2 separate regions of the Mus musculus genome follow, and region 2 is linked to region 1. A link is a loop called in an ENCODE intact Hi-C map of the cell type or tissue named here. Cell type or tissue: left cerebral cortex. All regions are shown on one strand. Links, peaks and the distances in the headings refer to the core of each region. The heading gives the core; the rest is flanking DNA. Region 1 overlaps Fam53b (family with sequence similarity 53, member B). Region 2 overlaps Fam53b (family with sequence similarity 53, member B).

Evidence for each region. A loop is a pair of places that touch in the nucleus more often than their neighbours do. Peaks named below come from ENCODE experiments on the same cell type or tissue, not always from the same donor. Only the 100,000 strongest peaks of a DNase experiment are listed, where the experiment ranks them.
Region 2: it touches region 1 in a loop (3-fold over the local background); 6 of 42 quality-filtered maps call a loop at or near these places.

What each region holds. Positions count from the first base shown.
Region 1 is chr7:132,714,132-132,726,229 of GRCm38, reverse strand. Fam53b (family with sequence similarity 53, member B) reads left to right here. Exons shown (of 5, transcript NM_001381858.1): 5 at 10,228-12,098. The coding sequence ends at 10,587. Among named protein-coding and RNA genes, the nearest start is that of Fam53b, 94 kb to the left of the region's middle. In left cerebral cortex, for the core only: a CTCF peak has its summit at 9,653 (motif pointing left); DNase peaks (open chromatin) are centred at 2,078, 4,697, 4,888 and 5,447; H3K27ac peaks cover 4,443 bases.
Region 2 is chr7:132,783,108-132,795,205 of GRCm38, reverse strand. The region is part of intron 1 of Fam53b (family with sequence similarity 53, member B); the gene reads left to right. Among named protein-coding and RNA genes, the nearest start is that of Fam53b, 25 kb to the left of the region's middle. In left cerebral cortex, for the core only: no CTCF peak of the experiment used is centred there; DNase peaks (open chromatin) are centred at 5,509, 6,152, 8,551, 8,961 and 2 more places; H3K27ac peaks cover 7,831 bases.

The DNA of each region.
Region 1 (12,098 bases), core at 1,813-9,812:
AGACCAGTCGAGTGTCTTTTCGCAGACTATTTGTGTGGACTTGTCTGTGTTCTTTTCACTGCCCTTTTTAAAAACAGCTGTTGGTATTTCTCTTCCCAACTGAACATTAGGGAGATTAACTTCGGTTGCGGTTTGAGTTACAAATATTTATTTGTAATTTGGTCTTTGTTTTCTGACTCTCTGGCATTCTTGTACTTAACTGGGATATAATTCATATACCACGCTACTCATACATTTGCCATGTACAATGGGTGGTTTGCAGCTTATTCACAGAGCTCCATTACCACATGGATTTTAAAACACTGTTGCTTGCTTGCTTGCTTGCTTGCTTTCTTTCTTTCCTTCTTTCTTTCTTTTTTTAAAAAAGATTTATTTATTGTTATATGTAGATAAACTGTAGCTGTCTTCAGACACCCCAGAAGAGGTCATCAGATCTCATTATGGATGGTTGTGAGCCACCATGTGGTTGCTGGGATTTGAACTCAGGACCTTCGGAAGAGCAGTCAATGCTCTTAACCACTGAGTCATCTCTCCAGCCCCACACTTTGTTGCTTCTTAAAGCAGAGGTGTGCCTACTGGTTATTATTCCCCAGATTTGCCAAATACTGATCTGTGTTCTGCCTGCAGACTTATTTATCCTTGACATTCTCTGTACACAGAACCACACAGCACACATCCTTTAGTGCCTGCCTTCTCTCTCTCTCTCTTTCTCTCTCTCTCTCTCCCCTCCTCCTCCTCCTCCTCCTCCTCTCCCTCTTTCTCTCTCTCCCCCCCCTCTTTCTCCTCTCCCTCTATCTCTCCTTCCCTTCTTCTTCTTCCCTCCCTCCCTCCCTCCTCTCTCACACACTCACACACACTCACACTCAGACACTCACATTCACTCCTAGGCCTGTTCCAGAAGTTGTGAGATCTGATTGCACATCCATTAGGTGTGAAAATTGGGACAAGTCTCTTCCTCCTTCAGCCTTGATTGGCCCATCTGTAGGGTAAGATGGTTGCCACTGGCTGAGACTCACTCACTTTTCCAGTATGGATTCCTATTCCCTGAGTTACATTCCATGGCTCACAATATCTAGAATGGCAGCAATCAGCTCTAGAGATAGAGCTGAGAAGACCCTGGTGTGCAACAGTCCTGCCTCCTGGGTCCAGTTGCAATCTCTTAGAATACACAGCTTCTAAGCAGCTGCAGACAGCCAGGGCCCGTCACCCTCTCTGAGGGCCAGGACCCACCTGTGTGCCCCAGAGCTGCTGTGGAGGCTGCTCCAGGACTCTGCTGGCCAGGACTGCCCTGAAGGCTGTGGGCTAAGACGGCATTGGCTTGGGCCCCTAGCCAGATCCCTGTGTGCTTTGGAAAGATCCCTTAACTTCTGTTAAGCAAAGAATCCTCTTCACAGCAAACTGAGTGAAGTGGTTTCACAAACTCCTTCCTGAGTTTGCACTGAGTGGAATGTTCACTGAAGAAACAAAATGTTTGTTTTCTAATTGTGAGGGCTTAGGGAGGCCCTTGAAGTTGGCTTCCACACCCTCTGTGTTCAGGCATGCCACCTGCCATCCTGGGGCCTAGAGCAGGAACAGAAACCTTCATGTGTCCTGTTGGGTGGCAGCAGAGAGGAGACACTGGCTAACGGCCATTCAGAAAATCTGCAGGGTTCTAGACCTCCAAGATCTTTTCTTACCCACTCTAGGTCGGGGCCCTTCAGTAACACTGTGAGGCAGTCCGTGAACTAGGTGGTGGGGCTTGACCAGGGTTCCCTGTATGGTTGTGGGGCATGATCAGGATTCCCTGTATGGTTGTGGGGCATGATCAGGGTTCCCTGTATGGTTGTGGGCATGACCAGGGTTCCCTGTATGGTTGTGGGGCATGACCAGGATTCCCTGTATGGTTGTGGGCATGACCAGGGTTCTTTGTATGGTTGGCAGGGAACAGAGTAAAAATAGGAACGTGAGGCCTGCTCCAAAACGAGGCGTGCAAGGTTGAGTATACTAGGGATCGAGCATGCCAGTGAAAGAAGGGAGGTAGGAGCTTGGGTAGCCAGAACAGTTGGCAGGAGAGGGCGTTCACATGACTGCACGGTCCAGAGCACATGTTGGGAGCAATGAGTTGACTGGAGTAGGGCCAGGCTCTGGCCTGTCTGGAAGGTTTGAGCCAGTGAGCATCGCTCTAGCCAATCCTTAAGAACTCTGAGTCACGTGGTTAGCTTGGGCGTTTCCTGTTACAAAACAGCCCCGCCCTGACAGCGCTCTATTTGATGGGTGATATCAGGGACTCTGTTGGGCCTTTCTTTTACTCCTCAGGGGTCTGGTCCTGCTATCTCTGGCTAAGGCCGCTGGCCCTTGGTCTGTTTTTCATGTTCCTAGGTTCTTAGGGGGCTATGCCTGTTCCAAAAATGACAAGCTCTATATTAGGTCATCTTCTTCAAGTCCATTCTACCATCTGGTCCTGGAGCCTCCAGCATTACCCAAGACTAGAGCACAACATGTAGAATATAACAGGAAGGTGGTCCCCAGAGGTACAGCAAGGGAGAACCAGAACAGAGAAAGCCAAGGTCCAGAGTGACTGTGGGTAGGAAGGTTTTTCCTGAAGGGGGCTTCTCAAAGCTTTGTGGTGCTTTTCCTGTGGTGGCTCTGAGAATGGCAGGATTTAGCAGCCATATAACATCCCTGTGGCTTTCTGGCCTAGAGGCAACTCCCAGAGTTTTGAAGTACATCATGTCTCCTGGTCCCTGGTCCCCTGTTAGTAAGAAAGGACAAATGAGTGCCTGAGCTGAGATAGGCCCTGTAGTCTGTTGCTCATTGGTATAGGTCCTAGTGGGGTAGCCACAATCTCCCAGCATGAAGCAGGTGCTTGCAGGGCATTTGAAGGGACATTGGGACGCAGTGGCCCACAAAGGAAGGCAGGAACCTTCCCAGTTACAGGGCTGGCTTCCACACAGCAGGTATTTACCACCCCCATTAGTCTGTTGGCTTCTAGAGCCTGTGATCTGGGAAGAGTCCGGAGTCTTTGGTGACAAGTCAGCGGTGCTCTCAGAGTCCCTTCTGTCCTCAGTCCTGGCATCCTGGCTCCCACCCAGTTTTCCAGCCAACATTTCCTACATTCCTGAGGGTCAGGAGGCCATCCAGGCTTTAAAAGGCCCAGAGGTGAGCACTACACAGAAGTGGGTTGGGTGTGGTGCTGCTGACCCTGCTTAAAAGAGTATGTGTCAAAAGCCAAGTCTGGTGGCCTCTAACCCCAGCACTCAGGCAGCAGAGCAGGTGGATCTATGTGAGTTTTAGGCTAGCCAGAGTTACACAGTGAGATTCTGTCTCAAAATAAATAAATAAACAAATCAAAACAAAATCTAGGAAACTACATGCTTTGTCAGCCCCAGCACAAAGGAGACATAGAACACTTGTCTCGTGGCCTATTGTTTTGAGATGCTTGCACAGTTCTTTGTTTGTTTTGTTTTTTTTTTGTTTTTTCGAGACAGGGTTTCTCTGTATAGCCCTGGCTGTCCTGGAACTCACTTTGTAGACCAGGCTGGCCTCAAACTCAGAAATCCACCTGTTTCTGCCTCCCAAGTGCTGGGATTAAAGGCGTGCGCCACCACCGCCCGGCCGCTTGCACAGTTCTGTTGTCCAAGTGTGTGCTGGGTAGGAAATGGCTCCACTCAGGCAGATCCAAGGGCCCAGCCTCATGCAAGGCCAGCTGGAGCCAGGCTACCCACCTGGCCGCACAGACTGGCTTTGTGATGGTGGCATCTTAAGGAAGACGTGAGGTGGCCCTAAGAGCTAGAATATGGGGACTAAAATGTCTCCTTTTTTAAATCTTTATTTATGTGTTTGTGCATGTACAGGTACACATGTGTGATCATATTCAGGTGTGTGTGTGTGTGTGTGTGTGTGTGTGTGTGTATACATGTGGAAGCCAGAGTTAGCCTTGGGTGGTGTTTCTCAGTTCCCGTCCCATTTATTCATTTATTCAATTCATTCTCTTCTCATGGGTATTTATGCATGCTTTCATGAATTTGTATGCACCCCATGTGTGCAGCAGCCTGTGGGGGCCTGAAAAGGGGCATCAGACCCCCCTAGAGCTGGAATTACAGGTGGTTTTACGAACTGACATGTGGGTGCTTGGGATTACACCCAGCATCCTGCAAGAGCAGCAGTGCCGCTGAGCCGTCTCCCCAGCCCCCCAGACCCCCACCCTGGTTTTTTTTTTTTTTTAAGTCAGGGCCTCTCTCTGGTTTGGACCTTAGGTCATGCTTGCTAGCCAGCAGGCCCCAAGGATCTGTGTCTCCTTGGTCCCTAGCTCTGGGATTACAAGCACGCAGCACCACACCTGGCTCTTAAAAACAAAACAAAGTCAAAAGCACAGGGACTGTGAAGATCCAGCTCAGGCCCTTGTGCTTACGTGGCAAGCATTTTAGTGACAGGGCTGTCTCCCAGCCCCTTAACATTGTTCTTATTTGTTCATTAAAAAATGGAGGGGGTGGCATTAAAAATCGAGGCAAGCATGGCAGTCTTGAAGAGTGGTGGCGGCAGGGGTGGGATGGGAGGGACTGGGTACTTTTTGTCCAAGGGAAAGCAAGCTTGCGCCCGGTGAACGCAGCCTGTTACTCTCAGACGTCCTCATGTAGCATCTGTGTATAGGACACACTGGCTGCTCAGAGGCTGGTGTCTCCGGCAGCCAGGACTTCCTGGAAGACTCAAGGCAGCTAGTGCGACCACTGGACTCTAGACAGGCAGGGCCCAGCAGCAGCATCGGCTCAGGGCCTGAGGAACAGAGGCACTGGGAAGCAAATACGTGACAGACCTGGTGGTCACATGTGTCCCATCTTGAGTACCATGTTTCAGTTCCAAGAAACAAAGCTTGAGTTGGGGATTAAGCAGGTGGTTGGTGGAGGGAGGCTTTTGAAGAAACCAGGTAGAGGGCAGGGAAGCCTCACAGGACGGGGAAAGACCGTGTAGAGAAGCAACACAGGAGCTGGGCCTCTGCCTCTGGCTCAGGTAGCATGGCTAGCACTTGAGATGGCATTCCCCTGGTTGCAGGATAATACTTCTTCCACCTCTGACAGTCCATCTTGAGCTGGGATTGCCTCTATGAGAAAGCTGTCCTCCACGCTTCTTGGCCCCCAGCTATTCTAAAAAGGACAGCTGTAAGCAGGTAGCAGCCAAGCAAGCAGGTGCTTTTGTGGGCCAAGGGAACTAGGTAAGACATCAGCAGACACCCCCACCCCCAGTCTGCCTCGTTGCCTTTGCATTCCTTAAAGTAACCCATTGAAATAGCTGGACGAAGATCTGAGCAGTGCACTTCCCAGGTGAGGGCAACAGAGAAGCCCAGACCCTGTGGCTGTAGAATCTGGGTGGCCTGTACTCCTCCTCTGAGGCCTCCAACAGGGTGAGAAGGATGCTGGGCCATCTGTTCCTAGGCATACACCCCCAGCCCACACACACCAGCTGGTCTGTCTGCGTCCCCAGATGCCCACGTCTAAGTATGAGGGACAGGGCTTATAAGCTTGGGGCCCTTGGCACCCAGGCAGTATTCCCTAGGGGGCGCGGGGGAGCTTTGCTGTCACCTGCTCTGCTCAGGCCTTCCGTGTCACTGCTGAGGAAACAGACGGTTGAGTACCTCAGAAGACCTTTCTGGGACCCCATCACCATGCTTGACGTGCTGGCCCACAGCACCTGCGGCAGAGAACAGGCTGATCCCAGCACAGGGCCCTGCAGGGCAGTCACCCAGTCCAGGCAGCAGGGCCGAGGGTATGTTGGTTTGATGTGTTTCCCTCGGGGGATTGGGCTTCAGCTTATGCCAGGAAAGCAAGGACCCCGGGAGCAAGCCACCTTTATCTCTGCTCAGCCCAGAGCCTCCTACCCAGAAGTAAGATGTTGCAGTAAGTCTGTGTACAGAAAGGCCCTGTGGCTGGGGGAAGGAAGATATATCAGTGTTTTCCAGCAAGCCCAAGAAGGCTGGGGCTGAGGCTGAGCTAGAGCCTCTGCTGTGACTGGCTAGAGCTAGAGTCGGCTTGGCTTTATAGAAAAGTGCCCTGGGAACAGCTTTGTTCTATAATTCCTCTTGTGGACTCTAAGAGTGGGCTCAGTGTCTCTGGTCTTTAGCTCAGGGCCGTAAGGACAGTTTCCACTGAGCCTGCAGGCCTTCTTGGTGGGCCTCAAGAACAAAAGTTATTAGGTGAGGCAAAGTAAGCCCTAGAGTAGCAATTTCAACTTGGAATGATATGTTCATGTGGCCCTTTGAATCTTACCACTCTGCCTTCTCCCAGACCTTTGAGGGTACACAGGCCTCCTCACGCATGGGAACAGCAGGAGCTGCTAGGAGAGGGGAGGCAAGCAGTGCTGAAGATGTGGTGGGCCTGAGCATGGGTGAACTCCATGTGTGACTGCCCGAGTGTCTTACCCACCAATGGGCTGAGATTCTGGACAGCAGGCTCACTGCCCCACTGTGGCCGCAGGCACAGTGTCCCCTGCGGGTGGGTCTTGCCACTGGATTATGTGGTGGTTCTCATTTTTCACTTTGGCTAAATGACTGAATTCTGAGTCATCAAAGTTTTCCAAATGACACTGGCTTTGCAGGCAGAGGACAGATAAATGACTCTGAGGACTACTGGGGGTTTTCTGTGGTAGTCTGTGGTTTGCCTGGAACAAAATGCATCACTCAGGCCTCATAGCTTCCCACCCTGCTATGAAGAAAGAAAAATCTGTTATTGTAGACTGTTGGGGGAGGCATGACCCCAAGATGCTCTTGGCCACCCATATTTAACAGACAGACCAACGTTCAGGGGTTGAGATAGCTTGCCTGAAGCCATGATGCCATATGAGGCCGACCCTACTTCTGAAATGGCCAAGTGACCTTGGTAGTTTTTAGGTCCAGCAAATGGGTCCCTGGTACTCTACCATGGGCTATGTCACATGCTTAACATAACTGCTAGTGTTTTCACTGTAACAGGAGACCCCTACAGCCAGTAACTTAGGGACAACAGAGTGGCCTCTGGTTCTAGAGGCCAGGAAGGTCATCGTCCCTGCACTAAAGGGGCCATGCCTGCTAGGGATTGCTTCTTCACAGATGGCACCCTCTTCTTGTGATTCTTAACATGACAAAGGGGGAGATGTGGTCTCTCATCCTTACAGCGTTAACTCTCAACTCACCAGGGGCTCTAACCCTGTGACCCCAGCACCCACCAGTGACCCCACTTCTTGATTCTTTAGGCACTGACATATGAATTTGGAACACACAGTCTGGCCACATATGCTGTTACATTGGTCACAGAATTGGGACCTATTAGCTATACCTTAGATCATCTGCTGGGCAAGATCAAGATGAGACAGGATGATTCCAGCAAGATAAGGAGAGCACAGCCCTAGAGCACTAGGGTGGGGTATTTCTTTTGGGCTCTATCCCCAGGCCCTGCCCTTGCTCACTTTACCAAGAACAGTGAGGCCCTGTTCTGGCATCTGACATCTGGCACAGTGGGTAGGTGTGGTGATCCTCAGGCACTGCTGCCATTACCCAGCCAGAGCAGTCAGCGAGGACTTGAGGCTCGCAGGTGTAAGCATTGCTGTTTACAATTACACACCTGTTCAGGCAAAAAGATGCAGTACTTACTTAGCCAGGGATGCAGGAGAGGGGGTTGGGCTCTGTGAGCTCCTGAGTCCTTGACTAGTCTTGGCCTCACCCCTAGGCCTCCTCTACCCACTCAGCTTGTCCCAGGAAAGCATTGCCATTATTGATCCATCTTTCTTGTGCCATGATGTCTCACTCAGCTCAGGCCAGTAGCCTGGAAGGCAGAAGGGACCTCTGAGGTGTGCCCAGATACTGCTGTGGCAATGAAGGAATGCATCCTGTGACTATGGGTTTACACTAGACAGCAAATCCCAGCATCAGCAGGTTTACAGCTGGCTGGGGGTCTTCTGGCCTGAAACCCAGAGCTGAGCCCCTCAGCACCTCAGCCTGTTTTTTTTTTCTCTTTTATTTATTTCTTGATATTTATTTATTAGGCAAATTGTGGATGGGTGTGTTTGCTGTTGTGAGCTTGTGGAAGTCTGAGAACAACTTTTGGGGGGGGGGGTCAGTTCTCTAGGGATTGAACTCAGGTCGTCAGGCATAGTGCCTTGTCTTTGTCCATTGAACCAACTTGTTGGCCTCTCCTTTCTTTGTTAATTGAAAGAGCCCAAGAAAAGTGAACCAATCAGGAGGGTGTCTTTTGTGGAGTGTCAGGAACAGTGTGTGTGCCTGTGACAGGCACAGCCACCTTCCCCTAGAGAGAGCACCTTTCATCTTCTGTCTGTTGAGCCTGTTTTAATAGCCTGTTTGCAGTGGCAGCCAGCAGACATCTTTATTTCAAAGCGACACAAACACTTTGGCCTTTGAAAGGATTGGGGCCCTTGGGACAGGTCTGTGCCTTTCATTGGCAGGTGAGAGGCAGCAGGTGCTATTAAGTTCCTGTGCACTGGGGAAAAGCCAAAGCCTCTTTCCCCGGTTGCTACAGGGCCTTTGAGGGAAGTCAGGCGGGCCACGAGTGCCCCTTGCTGCAACAGCCCCTGTCCACGTCTGCTTAGGAGACCCACATTCGAACTGTGTTGTTGAATCTCTGGTTTGGTGGCACCACCTGACACTCCGGTCAGTGGCTTAAGACAGTATTGTCTTCGATGGTTCCTTCAGCTATCCCTGGTGCCTCACCAGGGAGAAGCTCTTGTGCAGCCACACTTCCTGCGGCTGTTACTATAACACCTCTTTCCGATGAGGCCACTGAGGCCCCCAGCGGCTGAGGGCTAGAGGCAGTCGAGCCTGCTCCTCCTGCTGCAGATCAGTGTGGGTCAAAAGTACCGTCCTCTAGATACCAGCTTCTTCAGCTCCAGGAGGAACCCAGAACTCAAGACCAGATCCCTGAATGGTTCTGATAGTACTCAATTAAGACGTCAGATAAAGATTTCAAATGCCCCCTCCCTGCCCCGCCCCGCCCCGCCCCATCCCACCTCTTTCTGGACAGAGGAAGTGGGTAGGGTAGGGGTTATGGCCACAGCATAGCCTGGTGCTGATTCCATCTAACTTGGCCCCCTTCTCGTAAGAAACATGATATTGTGTCAGTGAGCTCACGGCCACCCTAGTCTGTGTCTCTTGTCTGAAAGGACATGTGGAATCTGGGTCATTCACTAGTTTTATTTAATACAGTGTGGCCATGGGTATTCATGTGGGGCTGGGGATGTAGTTCAGGTAGAGGATAAAGTTAGCACATGGAAGGCTCTGGATGTCCAGCCTCCAGTACCACCAAGAAAAAAGTCTTGTATCTGTTCTTCCCACAGACCTTAAACTGTCTTCTCAGACTCAGTCAAAACCTCAGATTAAAAAAACATTCAGGGGCTGGTGAGATGGCTCAGTGGGTAAGAGCACCCAACTGCTCTTCCGAAGGTCCAGAGTTCAAATCCCAGCAACCACATGGTGGCTCACAACCATCCGTAACAAGATCTGACTCCCTCTTCTGGTGTGTCTGAAGACAGCTACAGTGTACTTACATATAATAATAAATAAATCTTTAAAAAAAAAACATTCAGGAAGAGGCTAGAGAGAAAATTCAGTGGTTAAGAGCACTAACTACTCTTCCAGAGGTCCTGAGTTCAATTCCCCGCAACCACATGGTGTCTTACAACCACCTGTAATGGGATCTGATGCCCTCTTCTGGTGTGTTGGAAGACAGCCAGTGTACTCATACATTAAATAAATTAATTAATTAATCTTTAAAAAAAACCACTCAGGGAAAACATTGTATCGGCACATAAAGAGCGAAGGGCACAGTATTAGCAGCCTCTGCTGAGCATCTGCATCATAGCAGGTATAGTTCTCAGCTGAGGGCTGACTGCACACATCACGTTAGGTAAGGATGTGCGCACTGAAGAGGGAGTGGGTCCTGGCTGGACAAGGGACACCTGGGATGAAATAGCCTTAGATCAGACATCTTGTTACCAGGCCACCTATTAAGTCTGAGGTTTGCCCACCTCACCGCAGCTGCCCACAAGCTGGGCCTCATCACATTTTTGCCTTTTATGTAGTGACTGGCCACAGGTTGTGTTCAGTGGCCAGAGGCACTTCTTCATGAACCATCCTCAGACTTGGTGATCTTACTACAGCCTGGCAGATTAACTACCAGCTAGGCTTTGTGTGGTTATGTAGGATGTGTGGTCTGAGGTTCCAAAGCGAGTCTGGCCTCTTCACTGACCACTGTATCTCTTCCTCCACAGAACTGTCAGACCTTCAGCAGCCTCAGTTGCCTGAACATGGGGGTGGACGACCACAGCTCCCAGAGCCCCTTTGCCCTCGTCAGCAGTACCCGATCCTGGACCGCATTGCTCTCAGCCTCCAGCCCAGGGGGCAGGACTCCTGCTGGGACCCCAGTTCCTGAGCCTGTTCCCCACTCCTTTGATGACCAGTTCACCTGCCAGGAGGACCTATCCTGTGACGAGTCAGATGGCTGCAGTCTAGATGAGGATTGCTGCAGGAAGGGGGATCCGGCCACATCCTGGCGGGACCGGGGAGCCTGCACGAACAGCCTCTGCTCTTTGGATGGCGAGCTGGACATTGAGCAGATAGAGAACAACTGAGGGCCCTGACCTGGGGAGGAGGCACTCCTCTAGGCCTTAGGTCACTCTAAGGGGGACCTGGCTCCTGGGTCTGACAGAGGCTCCTCCAAAAAATGGAGCCCACCCATTTTCAAAGGAACCAGCCATCACCCTGTAGTGCCCAAATTTGTGAAGGCAACTTGGCCACACCTCACAGGCGACAGCTGGCCTCCCACCAGTTCCATGGAACTACTGTAGCCCAAAACAGGTTTTCGGTTTGGTATCCTCCTCTTTGTTCCTTACGGAGTGCTGGGTAGCCACCATTTTCCAGTAGGGCTGGGCCAGCTGCACCCTTCAGGTAGGATGCCGGGGGCCTGAGCCCCCTTATAGCCTTGCTCAGGTTCCTTCTGGGGAGTTACCCAAAGCCTCCTTTACTTAGTTTACTCCGTGCCTTCTCTCCCAGGTCTCCCTGGCCCAGGCTTGGGAAGGTTCGGGAGACACCTCTTGTAGTGACAGCAGACCGTGTGGCCTTAATCCATTTGGGGCACTGGCAGGGATTCTGGGATAATCCATGTCCCATTTTTCGGGATCAGGGGATAGTTAGGAATGACCAGAAGCCATCCATATTGGGTAGGCATTTGGTGGTTGTGTTGACTGAAAGGTGGGCCCACCAGCTCTCCCATGTCACCAAGAATCACCCACACCTCTGCCACCTCAGGGGCTGCCTTGGCAAGGCTGACATTGGTAGCCTTCCTTCTGTCCCCAGTCCCTGAGAGCTGAGCTCAGTGAATTCAGCTGTGTATAGAGATGTCAGTGGCAAGATGACCTCTTCATAGTGTCCTCAGGATCTACAAACAGGTGCAGAAGTCTCGGCCCTGTGTACATTCCTGGGTAGAGGGATGTCTGCTGGCTGCTTTGCAGGCTAGCCACTCTGCAGGCTCCTCTCTGTAGCAGTCTATGTTGGGGGCCTGCAAGCCTCCACCACATTCCTAGCACATTGTTGCTTGTTCACAGACACTGCTGGCTTTAATGAAAGCATACCACCGTTGGCTTCAAGACACCCCCCACCCCCAGTCCACTGATGTGAGCCTAGCCCCAGGCTCTCCTCTGCAGGCCCAGCCACAGCATGGCTTGAATCACACTCCCCCTTGCAGCTCCTCACTCCCAGCATAATTCCCAGAGGGCATCCGTTCCGGCAGCTCCCCTCAGTCCTCCCTGCAGACATGCTACAGGGCTCTGCACGCTGGGACTCTGGCTTTTAGCAAACTTGGCATCTTCTGCAGACAATAGCAAGTGGGCTGGCTTACACAAGTGGCTTGTTTTCCCATAAGGCTAAAAATAACTGGTGCATTCTCTTGGGTTTGCGGACATGTGATCTAGGCACATTTGTAGTTGCTCTGCTGTGCCTACCCTCTGAGATTTCACTGTCTGCTGGCTGAGCCCAAATGGCTGTTACCTTTCTCCTAAAGAAAGACCTTGATGGGAACCTTTTGTTTCAACTTTAATTTGTCCATACACCAGAAGAACCGAGGCTCAAGTTCTGATGTATAAGG
Region 2 (12,098 bases), core at 1,400-9,399, 69 kb before region 1:
GAGAGCCCTCTTGTCTCCCCGGGTTCTCGGCAGAAATTTGTTGTTCTCATCTGTGCCCACCTTCCACAATCCTAAATTTCAGGGTTGGCCCCATCCCTTGGTGTGTTAGGCCAAGTCTCTGGAGTCAGGGCTCAAAGACCTCACAATGCCAGAGGTCCCTGAGTGCGTTGTGGAGACAGCTGGGAACAGTTTTCCTTCGGGTCCTGGTCCAGAGGAAGTGCTGGGTGGGCTGTGGGATCCCTGCCCCTCTTGGGCTCTTGACTTTTTACAAGAGATGCAACCTTTATGGGTCCTGGTTTTCTCCTTTGCAAATGGCCATCTCTGTTGCTTGGGTTCTGGGACTGAATCTACTTAAATGGTGACCGTTGGCCACCTCCGAGTGTTTCTGATACATCTTGGTCCTCCCCAAGGTCTTGTTTGTAATGAGCTTTGAGGTGATGCTGCTATTGCTGCTGTTGAAGCAGCCGTCAAAGTATGCGTTTAGCCCAAGCGTGTAGGCTAACCTACGGGTTTTCACCCACCTTGTGAGGTAGTTCTCTCGTACGTGCATCACCCTCTGCCCATCCCTATCCCCTCACTTTCTTTATCCGGACCTTGGATGCCAAAGGAGATGACTGTAGTGTCTTCGAGTTTGAAGCCTTGGTTTCTCAGAGCGGCTTATTTTACCTATTCTCTCCAAGAAAGACTGTGGTTGAATGACTGACAGAACCATCAAGCATTGACTTTGCTCTCTGAAATGCTCAAGATTCCTCACAACAGCTGTCAGTCTGTGTTGGAACTTTATTGTCCCAAGTGGCCTGAACTCAGGGACCCTGTGTAGGGGTGGGATTCTTTCACCTGAGCTTCTGGAAGGGAAGGACCCCTATAGTGGCTGAAGAGTGGAGATCTAGAACCAAGAAGGTGTGTGCTGAGACCATGCAGCGCTGCTGAGACATTCCAGTGCTGCTGAAGGTGGCTGTGGAGACTTAGTGCTTGCTGAGATTGACAGCTAAAAGCCAAATGGATTAAGGCTGAAACCGTGGCTACCCTGTGTACACTGAAAAGGATGGACTAGCTGGTAGGCAGCAGGGAGTCACTTTACCTTCTTGTCAGTTAAAAAAAAATAATGTGTGTGGGGGGTGGCACACACATCCCACAGCCTGCTTGTGGAAGTTTGAGAACAACTTTACAGGGTTGGTTCTTCCTCCTTATGTGGGTTCTAGCAATTGAACTCCGGTCACCATTCTTGTGTAGGGAGTGCTTTTACTCACCGAGCCAGCTCATTCAGTTTTGCTTTATAAAGGAGTCCCTTTCTTCTTTTCTCCCTCCCTCCCTCCCTCCCTTCCTCCCTTCTTCCTTCCTTCTTTGCTGTCCTGCTCCTTAAGAGCTGGAAGATACTAGGTTAGTTGCAGTTGGAACAACTCCCCTTTGCAGTCCCAAGGCCCTGCCCTCCACTTCCCGCTCCCAGCAGCTGTGTCACATTGGCCCTTGTGCTTTCATAGCTATAAGAACACGTGGGGAGCTCGTGGCTTGAGCACACATTTATGACTGTGGTGTTTGAGACATCGTGATGTTCTCATATGGGGCTCTGTGTGGCCATTCTCTTCCCCAGGGGAGAGCACAGTTGTCCTATTGTCTGTGGTGTAGCGGGTGAGACATGTGGGTCAGCACGGGATTGCTGGGCTGGAAGATGGGAGTAGCTGTTTAGCAGCTTTTGAGTCCTTATGTGGCTATGGTATGGAAGGAGGAGTTTTGGAGACACTCTCAGGAGCCTCTGGGTCACCTGACTTTGTTGAGTTGAGTACACCACAGCCTTGAAGCTTAGCTCCTGGAAGTCTACAGAAGAAGCCTGCTGGGGTCTGGTGGGCAGACTGCAAATTAGGGCAGAACAAAGTAATGAGAGTGGGTGGAACCCTGGCCACACTGTGAAGCTGACACCTCTCTGGGCCTCATGAGGAATGCCTTGCTGGCCTAGAGCTAAGAGAGAGCCCTCAACTCTCCGCTTCCCTGCAGCTTGCTGGGTGGAGTGTCAGACATGTTACTTGGTGGCTTCCTCTTAGAGTACTCTGAGCCCAACACTGACTGTTGAACTCCTATCCATCTATAGATCCCAACACTCACACCTGACCTTCTCCAGGAAATCCCAGCCCTTTACCTCTCTCCTAGGGATTATTGGCTCGTTCCTCTGTGCCGGACACTCATCCCGTGGCATCTATTAAGCCTGTAGTTGTCCTGTGTGACCATTAGGTCCCCCGCACAGTCAGTCCAGTAAAGGTTGGAGTTGAGACAGGACTCTGATGCCAGGATGAAATAATGAAGGAGGAGACATAGGAAAGGTGTGTGCAGGATCTGCCTGTGCAGTTGGAGTCATCTAGAATGCAGTAGCACCTGAGTGCTTGACTCGGTGGGATAGCTCTGCCCCTTAGCCCTCTGTACTCATTAGAGTGGAGCTCCTACAAAGCACTCTCTCTGGCCCAAAGGCTAGCCTATACACACTGCCTTACCTCTGCTCTGGCTTTAGTTGGCATTTTCTAAAAGCTGAACATACAGGAAACGGCTTTGGAGCAGGTCTCTGTGCTCTAGGATTGCCTATGACTAGGTGTGAGCCCAAGACAGTTGAGTTGTAGAAAGTTCTGTGGGGGATGTGTGTGTCTGTGTGTGTGTGTGTGGGGGGGGTGTTGTTTAGCTAGTCAGTAGGCATTCTGATCTGCTCTTCTGCTGTGGTGCCTGGGCTTCAAGCTCTGTATGCTGGGGAGGTTTAAGGTTTTGAGTTAGTGTCAATAACACTACTTGATAACATGGAAACCTCCACAAGCAAGAGATGGCTCAGCACTCTTTAGCAGCAAAGCTGAGACTTGACATGGTGTGGCGAGTATGGTGTTCACCATTTCTAAAAACACAAAACCAAATCAGGTTGTGCCCAGTACCTAGCCCAGGGGTCCCTCCAGCTCCCAGTGTTCCTCCTGCTGTCGCTTCCCAAGAGCTCAGATTCGCAGGCAGGCCTCACCACACCTGGCCTCGTTCCTTCTCAGCAGACATCTTCCAAGTAGCCCTGCCTGCCAGCTACTGTGGTTGGGACTGACCTAAGGTAGGTTTGTGCCCTCTAGAAGCTCTCAGGTAACTTTGTTTGAAGCCCAGAGTGATACAGAGCCTGAGGGCCTGTCTCAGGGTAGAGGGGGCTTCCTAGAGTTGGAGGAGGAAGCTTGAAGGAGGTTAGTTTGGAGTCAGAGAGGGGGGTGAACAAGTCCCAGCCAGACAGTGAGTAGAGGTCTCAAGGCATGAAACAGTAAAGAGTATTTAGGGGCTGTAGGAGCTTCCTGTGTTGTAAGTGACAGCAGTGTGTGTGTATGGCACCAGCTCAGCTCTGAAAAGCAGTCTGGACCCCCAGCCACGCCCATCTTCTTGTTAACCTGGCAGAACTAGCCCATGCATGTGCAGGCCACTCTGTAAGCTGGTAAGCTTCTGTGTTCTTTTTATATGTGTGGGCATGGGTGTGCATGTGTGCATGTGTATGGAGTCTAGGAGTAGGCATAGACTACCTCTAATCACCTTAATGCTTTTTGGGTTGTTTTTAGACAGTCTCTCATTGAACCTAGAGTTCACAGACTGACTGGCCAGTGAGACCCAGGCTCCGTTTTTTTCTATACCCCTTCCCTGACCCCGCGCTAAAGTATACCTAGCACATACTGCAGTACCTTAATTTTTACAGTTATTAGGGTTCTAAATTCAGGTCCTCATGCTTGCATGCCAAGCACTTTACTGACTAAACCATCTCCATGGCCCTTATAGTTTATTTCTATTAGCTTCTAAAAATGTTCTGTAGTTTTGCATAGATCAATACACAGAAGGGCATTCCTTGGTGAGTGTCCTGCCGCAGGATCCCCATTTGTCCTCCCCGTGGACAGCTGATGTTAGTTTAGTTCTTTTATATCCTTTGAGACTCCTGTCCATTAGTACAGTATCCAGTTTCTCCCCAGTGAGAGCTGCTATACCCTTTCTTCCATTTCCCTCCTTTTGACTTGGCACTGTCTGGAAGGTGTTCTGTTGAGACAGCCATACTCTCATAGCCCTGCGCTTATTCACGCTGCTCCCTCTGTTAGATGGTCGGGGTACTTCCCAGCCTAGCAGCGCCACATGGCCTGTGTACTTTGTCTTGAAGGATGGATGGATAAGCGCTCAAGGCTCCTGTGATTCACCGGGACATGGGGAAGAGTAGCAGTAGTGTGGGACTAGGACACTGGCGAGTTGTTCCTATGCATCTCACGGTGGACCTGCTCCTCTCCGCGGCAGTTGGGTTCCACTGAGTTTTAGAGGAAGCAGTTTTGTTACTTAGCTGCCTTTGTGATTTCTCTGCAGAGGGGCCCAAGCCCCTCTGTGGGCTCTCAGAGAATGAGGCTTCTCCAGGGGGTGTGGTCAGTATTGCTCAAAGACTTCTGTACTGACTCTGACCCTTGGGCCACACCCAGTTGCAGGCATGACCAGGCCAGTCAGGCTGAAGCAGCCTGGCTCTACCAGCCCTGCTCGGCGGGACCTCAAGTAGGCAGATGCTCCTTCTGGGCACTTGATAGGTTTGTGCCACATGAACATCACAGCTGTAGTGCTTGTTTGCCAGTTTGTTAATAAGTCAAGTGTACAAGGACCTGCTCAGGCAGAGGACATGTAAGGGCGTGGGAGGGAGCCATCCGGGAAGGCTTTGTAATCTTTATAGCACTGTGGTGCAAGGTTTTGGACCTCACAGAGTCCAGGTTTGTTACACTATTTGTTATTAAGCATGGACTTTCTCTTTTTAAAATTATTTTACTTGTGTGTGTGTGTGTGTGTGCGCATGTGTGTATGTGTGTGTAGTGTGTGTGGTATGTGTGTATGTATATGTGTGTGTGGTGTGTGCACGTGTGTATGTGTATATGTGGTGTGTGTGTGGGGTGTGTGTATATGTGTGTGGTATTTGGTGTGTGGTATGTGTTGGTATGTGTGGTGTGTGTGTGTATGTATGTATATATGTGTGTGATGTGTGGTATGTGTGTGTGGTGTGGTGTGTATATGTGTGTGTGTGGCCAGAGGTCAACCTTGGGTGGTGTTACTCAGCAGTCATCCACCTTATTTTTTGAGACGAGATCCCTCCTTGAGTCCTGGAGCTCACTGATATGACTAAGGTGGGCAGTGAGTCCCGAGAATCCACCTGATTCTGCCTCTCCGAGACTGAGATTACAAGTGCACACCACTGTGTGCAGATGCTATAACCAGATTTTGGGAATCAAACTCCAGCCCCCACCTTGATTTTGAGAAAGCTTCTTCCTCTGGGACCTGGAGCTTGCCATTTAGGCTGGACTGGCTGGCCAGTGAGCCCTAGGGATCTGTTGTTCCTGCTTCACCAGAGATGAGATTGCAGACCTGTTACCCCCACAGCTTTCTGTGTTCTAAGGGCTCGTCTCAGGTCTGCTTGCTCTTATGGTAGGCATTTACCGCTGGAGCAAGTCCTCCACCCCGCAGGTGTGAGCTTTGCCTCTCAGTGATTTCATTTACTCACCCATCAATCATCACCGATTCCCACTTCCTGGAGCAGAGAATGTGGCTCTGGATGGCTGCGTCTTCTACCTTACCACAATCCCAGCACACCCAAAATACTCGCTCAGTAAGCTGGTTGAATCAACTGATGTACTTGCTGATCAGATAGACTTCCCATGACCTCCATGTACCATTGACTAAGCATGGATTTTGTGCCCAAGTGCCAGGTTCTCATCTGTCCTTAACTATTAAATTTCATCTGTTCTCATCTCATTCGTGGTTAACTGTGATATCATTATTTAAATGATTTATTACCTGTATACAGACATTGTGAGCCTACTTGAGTTTTTATTCACTGTGGGTATGCAGGAGCCCTTGGAGACCTGAGCAAGGTTATCAGATTCCTTGGGCCTGGAGTTAAAGATTATGAGCCACTATGTGGGTCCTAGGAACCAAACTTGGGTCTTCTGCAAGAGTGGTAAATGCTCCTAACCATTGAGCCATCTCTCCAACCCCTGTTGTTATTTTTAAGTCTGAGAGCGTGAAACACCTCCCTAGCCTGGCTCGTGATTCAGGCCGGCAGTGTTGGTGGTTTGTGGAGCTGTCCTCTTCCATATGGCTACATGTCTGAGCTACTTACTTGGTTTGGGAGGTACGTGGAGGTGGAGTGTTCAGAGCCTGCAGTGAGCCTTGCTGCTGACGCAGTGAGTGGGCTTCCTGAGAGCAAGGACATCTGCACCGAAACCTGGTTCCGATGGTGCCGCTGAGGGATGACGGCAACGGCGTGATAAGTACTGCAGCAGCCTGCGGCCTTGGCTGTTTGTCAAGCACTGTCGGATATATTTTGGACAAATAGAACAAATTTCTGTTTCTTCTGGGGCATAGGTTATTTTTGATGAGGAAGATGGTGTATTCATCTTTGGGAACTGGGTTAACTCTTTCAGGGTCCTTTGAATCTCTAGAGATGTGCAGAGATTGGTTTGAGGCTTGAAAGAGGCTAGATAGCTTCCCAAGATGCCTTGCTTCTAGCCTGGGTGATTGGTTGGCTAGGCTGTTTCCCCAGATTCCACCCCCAGGTCTATACACTCATCCTTTACAGGTGACTTGCTGGAGAAGGAAGTGGAGAAGAATTTGCAAGTGAGACACTTGCCCTTTCTTCTGACTCCACACCCTGTCAAACATAGGAAGGAAATCCCAGAGAGCAGCCTCTCCTCCAAATTTCTCCTGTTAATTCCATGGCCTGTTCAGTAGACTAAACACCTGGATCGAGCTTAGACTTAAGACTTAGTGAAGCCTTTAGTGGGAGTCTCTTCTCTATCTAAAAATGCTAGAGTCCGGTGATATTTTGGTCTATCTGCTAACAGCTGGTTGCCCTTGTACATGGAGGGTCCTCCTGCTGTGATGCTGCAGCCAATGCTGGAGTGGGCTTTCGGGAGCTGATCCTGCCCTTTGGAACCCCCCCCCCCATCCTGAGGACCAGATAGATGGTTCTGGCAGTGTGACCCAAGAAGGCTGGTACTTTAGTGGTTCTTGTCTGTCATAGACACACCTGCTGAGCAGCTCCGAGCCTCTCAGATGTTGTTTTGGCAGCTGATGGTGTTCTTGAACTTGAAGTTGCAGTGATGTAGGATAGAGGAGAAAAGACAGAAAGCTCAAGTGTGATTGGTCACTCTGATTAATTTCTGTACCAACTCTGCAAAATAGATTGGGTCTGACACCACCTGATCAGGAAGGGGAAGTCTTGAAGTGTGCACTGAGGTCAGGATGTGCTTTATGTGTGGGAAGTCCATTGTGGTTCCTACAGAGCTCAGAGGTCTGTTCCCAGTATTACCTCCAGCGTATCACACACAAAATAAGTGTGATCCTGGCTTGGATGAGAAGGTCGGCTCCATTCACCTCACTGCCTCTGTGATAAAGTGCTGTAAGTGACAGTGGTTAAGAGGCTGCTCAGTGCCTCAGCCTTGGGTCTGACAAGCACAGGGGAAGTCATGCTTTTCCTTGTTTGGCTGATCACTGAAGCCATACTGTTAGGAAAGCTGCGGTGTACCCTGGGCTGAGGTAGGTTGGCCTATGAGAAGGAAAGAACATTTCTACAGAAGGGCCCTACACCTCATAAGCATTTCCTGAACTGAGGAGATGGCTGAGTGGGGAAAGTACTTGCCCATGTGAGGAGCTGAGTTTACATCTCTAAAACTACTTAAAGCCAGTGCCATAGTGTGCATCATCAACCCCAGGGCTCCCAAGGTGAGATGGGAGAATCCTTAGAAGCTTAGGTCCAGCCAGCTTGGAGTACACAGTGGAACTGAACACATCCCAGTATAGTGATTGTTCTGGGACCAGTGTGGGATTCCCATGTGCATGTAACAGGTCAGGAAACCGTGGCTCAGAGAGGCATAGAGCCATGTAGCGGCTATGTTCCTATACTTGGATTTCTGAGAGAGCTAGTTGACCCATTTGTCAGGTGAGGGTGACTAGGCTTAAAGGGGAGTGACTGGGCAGATAAGGCGGTGCTGGTCAGTGAGCGGCATTGCTAGGGCCAGAGTCCACACTTCCTAAGCCCCACCCCACCCTTACAGCCCACATAGCCACTTTTCTGAATGCCTCCATTTTTAGTTTTGTCTTTAATTTTTTTTTAGCCCCTCCCCTCCCCTCTTTTGTAAATCATGGATTGATTAAATTTGGTGTAGTAGAAATAGGTCTGCCTGATGGGCAGGTAGGTCATGATTGTCTTAGGCTAAGTGGCTTACCATTGCGGTAGCTTATCCCTAGGGCCCTGCCCTGTCACAGTCCTGTTGTTCAGCCCATGCTGCTCTTCATCCTGGAGGAGAAGGTGCTGTGTAGCTCCATGCTGTCAGTAAGTACTAGTTCCCCGGTGGCCTGGGCCCATTTCCTTCCTTTTGAGATGGCTTCACACACTCCAGGCTGCAGTAAGTTCTCTCACGTGGCAAGTGGTGAGAACTGGAGTAGTGCACATAGGAGCCCATCCATCTCTTTGTTGTTTCTCATTGATAAACAAGTGCTTGACAGGCCACGAGTGCTGCTGGCCTCAGTATCAAGACACAGCATGGGCTCTCTTGTACCCATGTGCAGATCTGTTCTGCTCTCCATCACAGGACATCTGTGTCTTGGAATAATGTCATTCCCTTCCCTCTCGAAATGTTTGCATAAGAAGAACAGAAAATCCCTGTGACAGTGAGCCAGTGATTGGAATGCCCTAGAAAACGTAATTTACTATTGTGTTTTGTTTCCTCCCCTCTATTAAGAGGGGGGAGGGGGAAGCAAAGGCCAGGCCCCTTTTTAGCTGTGCACTGTAACTTCCAGGCCTTCCTCAAATATGAAACTCCAATGGACTTTGATTACCTGGAATTCTGGCCCAGGAAGCATGTATTCATCCTATGACTGAAGAGAACAGCTTTTATGACATGTCTCGTTCTGAAGCAGGCATAGGGTTTGGTCCTTCTTCGTTTACAGATGTCAGGGTGCTTTGCACTTGCAGGAAGGAAATTCCCCTCATCCCTTGAGCGCCCAGCGTCAGCAGTGAGCACAGTGACAGGATTTTCTATTTTTAGCCAGTTAGCGAGGACTTCGTAAGTGTCTGCTCTCTGACATGTGCTAAGGGTTTTGGTGGATCTAGTGGTAATTCCGTACTCCCACCAAATAGGACATTATTTCCTAACCTTACACCTGAGATCACTAGAACACAGTTTTTATGCATTGCCTTGTGTATTAGCAACATAGTACAAGCTGTCCAGGGCCAGCTACATAGTTCACCTTGGACTGATCTTGTAAGTACAGCTGTGAGACTTTCCAGCTTTCTGAGGTTGATCCTCATCCTTGATTAGCAGATAGACATTGGTGAGGCTCCTGCTGTGTGGCCCAGGACTGAGTTTGAGGAGGCCACACCTAAGTTGCACACATTACACGTGAACTTTGAGAGAAGGGTAGAGTGTGCTGTGGTAGGCATGCAATGGAAGACACAGGCCCAGGGGACAGTGGGAAGGTGGATGAACGCAGATCTGGCTGGAGTACTGTAGCTCCCTCCATGCCTGGGAGGGGCTTCTGTATGCGCTTAGCCGAGCTGCACAGATAAAGATGAAAAGTGATGGCTTTGTATCCTTTTTTCACCTTCAAGACAGCCCTCATCTGTTCATTCCTGCTGCCTGTAGTGTGGCCTGTACTGCTGTGCTAACCTATATTCCAGAGGGCTGGTGCTTGCCCTAGATTGCTTAAGAAGAGCTGCCTTCGAGAGGAATATGCACCATTTCCGAGTTAAAGCAGTGCGTGTGTGTGTTTGTGCATGTAAACATGTGTGCATGTGCACACAGGTAGGTATAGGTGTGTATGTGGTTGTGCGCATGCCTGTGTGCGTGCGTGCATGCATTCATGCATGTGTATTCTAAGACAGGGTCCCTCTAATTAGCCAGAACTTGCCAAGCAGGCTAGGCTAGCCAGTGTGCCTGAGGGGATCCTCTTGCCTCTGCTTCCCTAGTGCTGGGATTATGTGCAAAGTTTAGGGCTTTTCTTTTCTTTTCTTCCTTTCTTTGATTCTTTCTTTTTCAAGTAAGTCCTAGAAATTTAACTCAATTCTTCATGTTTGCAAGGCAAGCACTTTACTGACTGGGCCATTTCCACAGAGTCTAGTAGATATGACAGCCTTTGGAGTTCAAGCAGCTATAAATTGAAGCTTTGTGTTTAGTAGATCTAAGTTGAGGCTTGTCAAATAGGTAAGCTTCAGGTTTAGTGAGAGACCCTGTCTCAAAAAATAATTGTGCACATACCACACACACACACACACACACCACAGATACACACACACACACACACACACACACACACCCCACAGATACACGCAGGTAGCTTTTCGTGAATACAGATTCCACTGTGGGGTTTTCTTAAATCAGCATTGGTACTGAGCATATTCTTAATGCTAAATTCTGACTAGAGAGGCTTCCTAATCAATCTTCCATGAGTACTGCGGAGCCTGGGCTAAGTTGAAGTGTGTACAGTGGTGGGGATGCACAGTCTCAGGGCCTCCCTCAGGCGGAAATTGCAGTAGCTTTCTTGGTCTGGAAGGTAGCACTCTGGATGAAGTCCCTAAGCAGCTTTTCATGCAAGGGTACCCCGCTGGTGGGTGCAACTCCCTTCTCTGGGCAGCCAAACCAGGAGCAGGCCTGCAGGACCCAGCTGCCTCAGCGATGCTCACTCTTCTGACTTGTTGTAGAATCTGATAACAGATTCTATAGACTGTGTGATCACGGAGACAGGCACTCCCCAGGTGTTCATAAATGTGTTCCTGGATCCTGACTCCAGATGACTTGTCACGAAAGTTTCAGTGTGCATAAGACCTTCACAAAGATCGTATGGCCTTGCCAGCTCCTGCTTCCTTTGCTTAATGAGGGGAAGTGGAATGCTAAGACACTGTCAGGAAAATCAGTGTCTGTGGCCAAGTCCACGCTTAGGTTCCGGTCAGGGTTCCATTTTTAAGACACTGAGATGCTGCTGCCTGTACAACCACACAGACTGAATAGAGATGTTAAAAGGAGGAAGAGGTTCAGTTGTCCTGGCAATTTCTAGTGTGGTCAGTTTCTTTTAAAGGATTAACCTTTCAAAGTGTATTTCAAAGTGAGGGAAGGTGATGATGGACACCTTCCCTCAGTGAACTCTTGCAGTCTTAAGATTCATGGGGAATTGTGTAGTTTGCAGAGCTTCCGTGTGTTAATCCATTTAGCATGCACTCCTGCCACAGATGCTCCATATGTGCTCAGCATCATTCTCTGGGAGCCAAGTGCCTGACCTACAGGTGCTATCGCATGGCTGCTTTCAAGAGTGTAAGCCCACGAACCTCACTGAAGTATATAGGAGAAAAGCGAGACAGTTTCCAGTTAGGAAGGACTTGTGTGAAAGCAAAGCTATTCCTGTCCCTGTGGTATCAGAGAGAGGCCCAGGCTAGGTGTGGTAGTCCACAGCTATAGTCCCAGAACTCAAGGGACTGAGATAGGAGGATTGACACTTGAGGCCAGCCTGGGCTACAAAATGAGTTTCAGGCCAGCCTGGACTATAGGATAAGACCCTGTACCAAACAGAGGGGCAGAGAAGAAAGCATGAGTGTGCTAGGGAGGGAAACAGCCAGGAGTAGGCCTAGACTTGGGTGTTGGTCTTACCCTGCTGGCGCTGTGGCACTGGCAGGTTCTTCTGGCTTTGAAGTGTGGGTAGTTTAGCTTGTTAGACTGAAGCCCAACATCAGAAACAGGAAACAGACATGGAATAGTGGAGGTAGGAATACTTCCGTCTTCCCTAGCGTATCTTGTGTTGTTTTTCTGACACATCTTCCAAACGCCTGACAACTGCTAGTCTTCAATTCTATACTTTTATCATTTCAAGAGTTTGTTACAAATGGTATCATATAGCAATTTAACCCTAGGGGAGTCACTTTTTTAAGCCCAGAATAATTCTCTGGGAGCTCGTGGCGTCTGAGACTAGTTCCTCCTTTTCTGCTGAGTGGTCTTCCCTAGAATGGATGAGCCACTGTTTAACCAATCACCACTGACGGACATTTGGATGGGTTCCTGATTTGACTGTTGTGAATAAGGTATTTGTGGCAGGTTTTGAGGTGA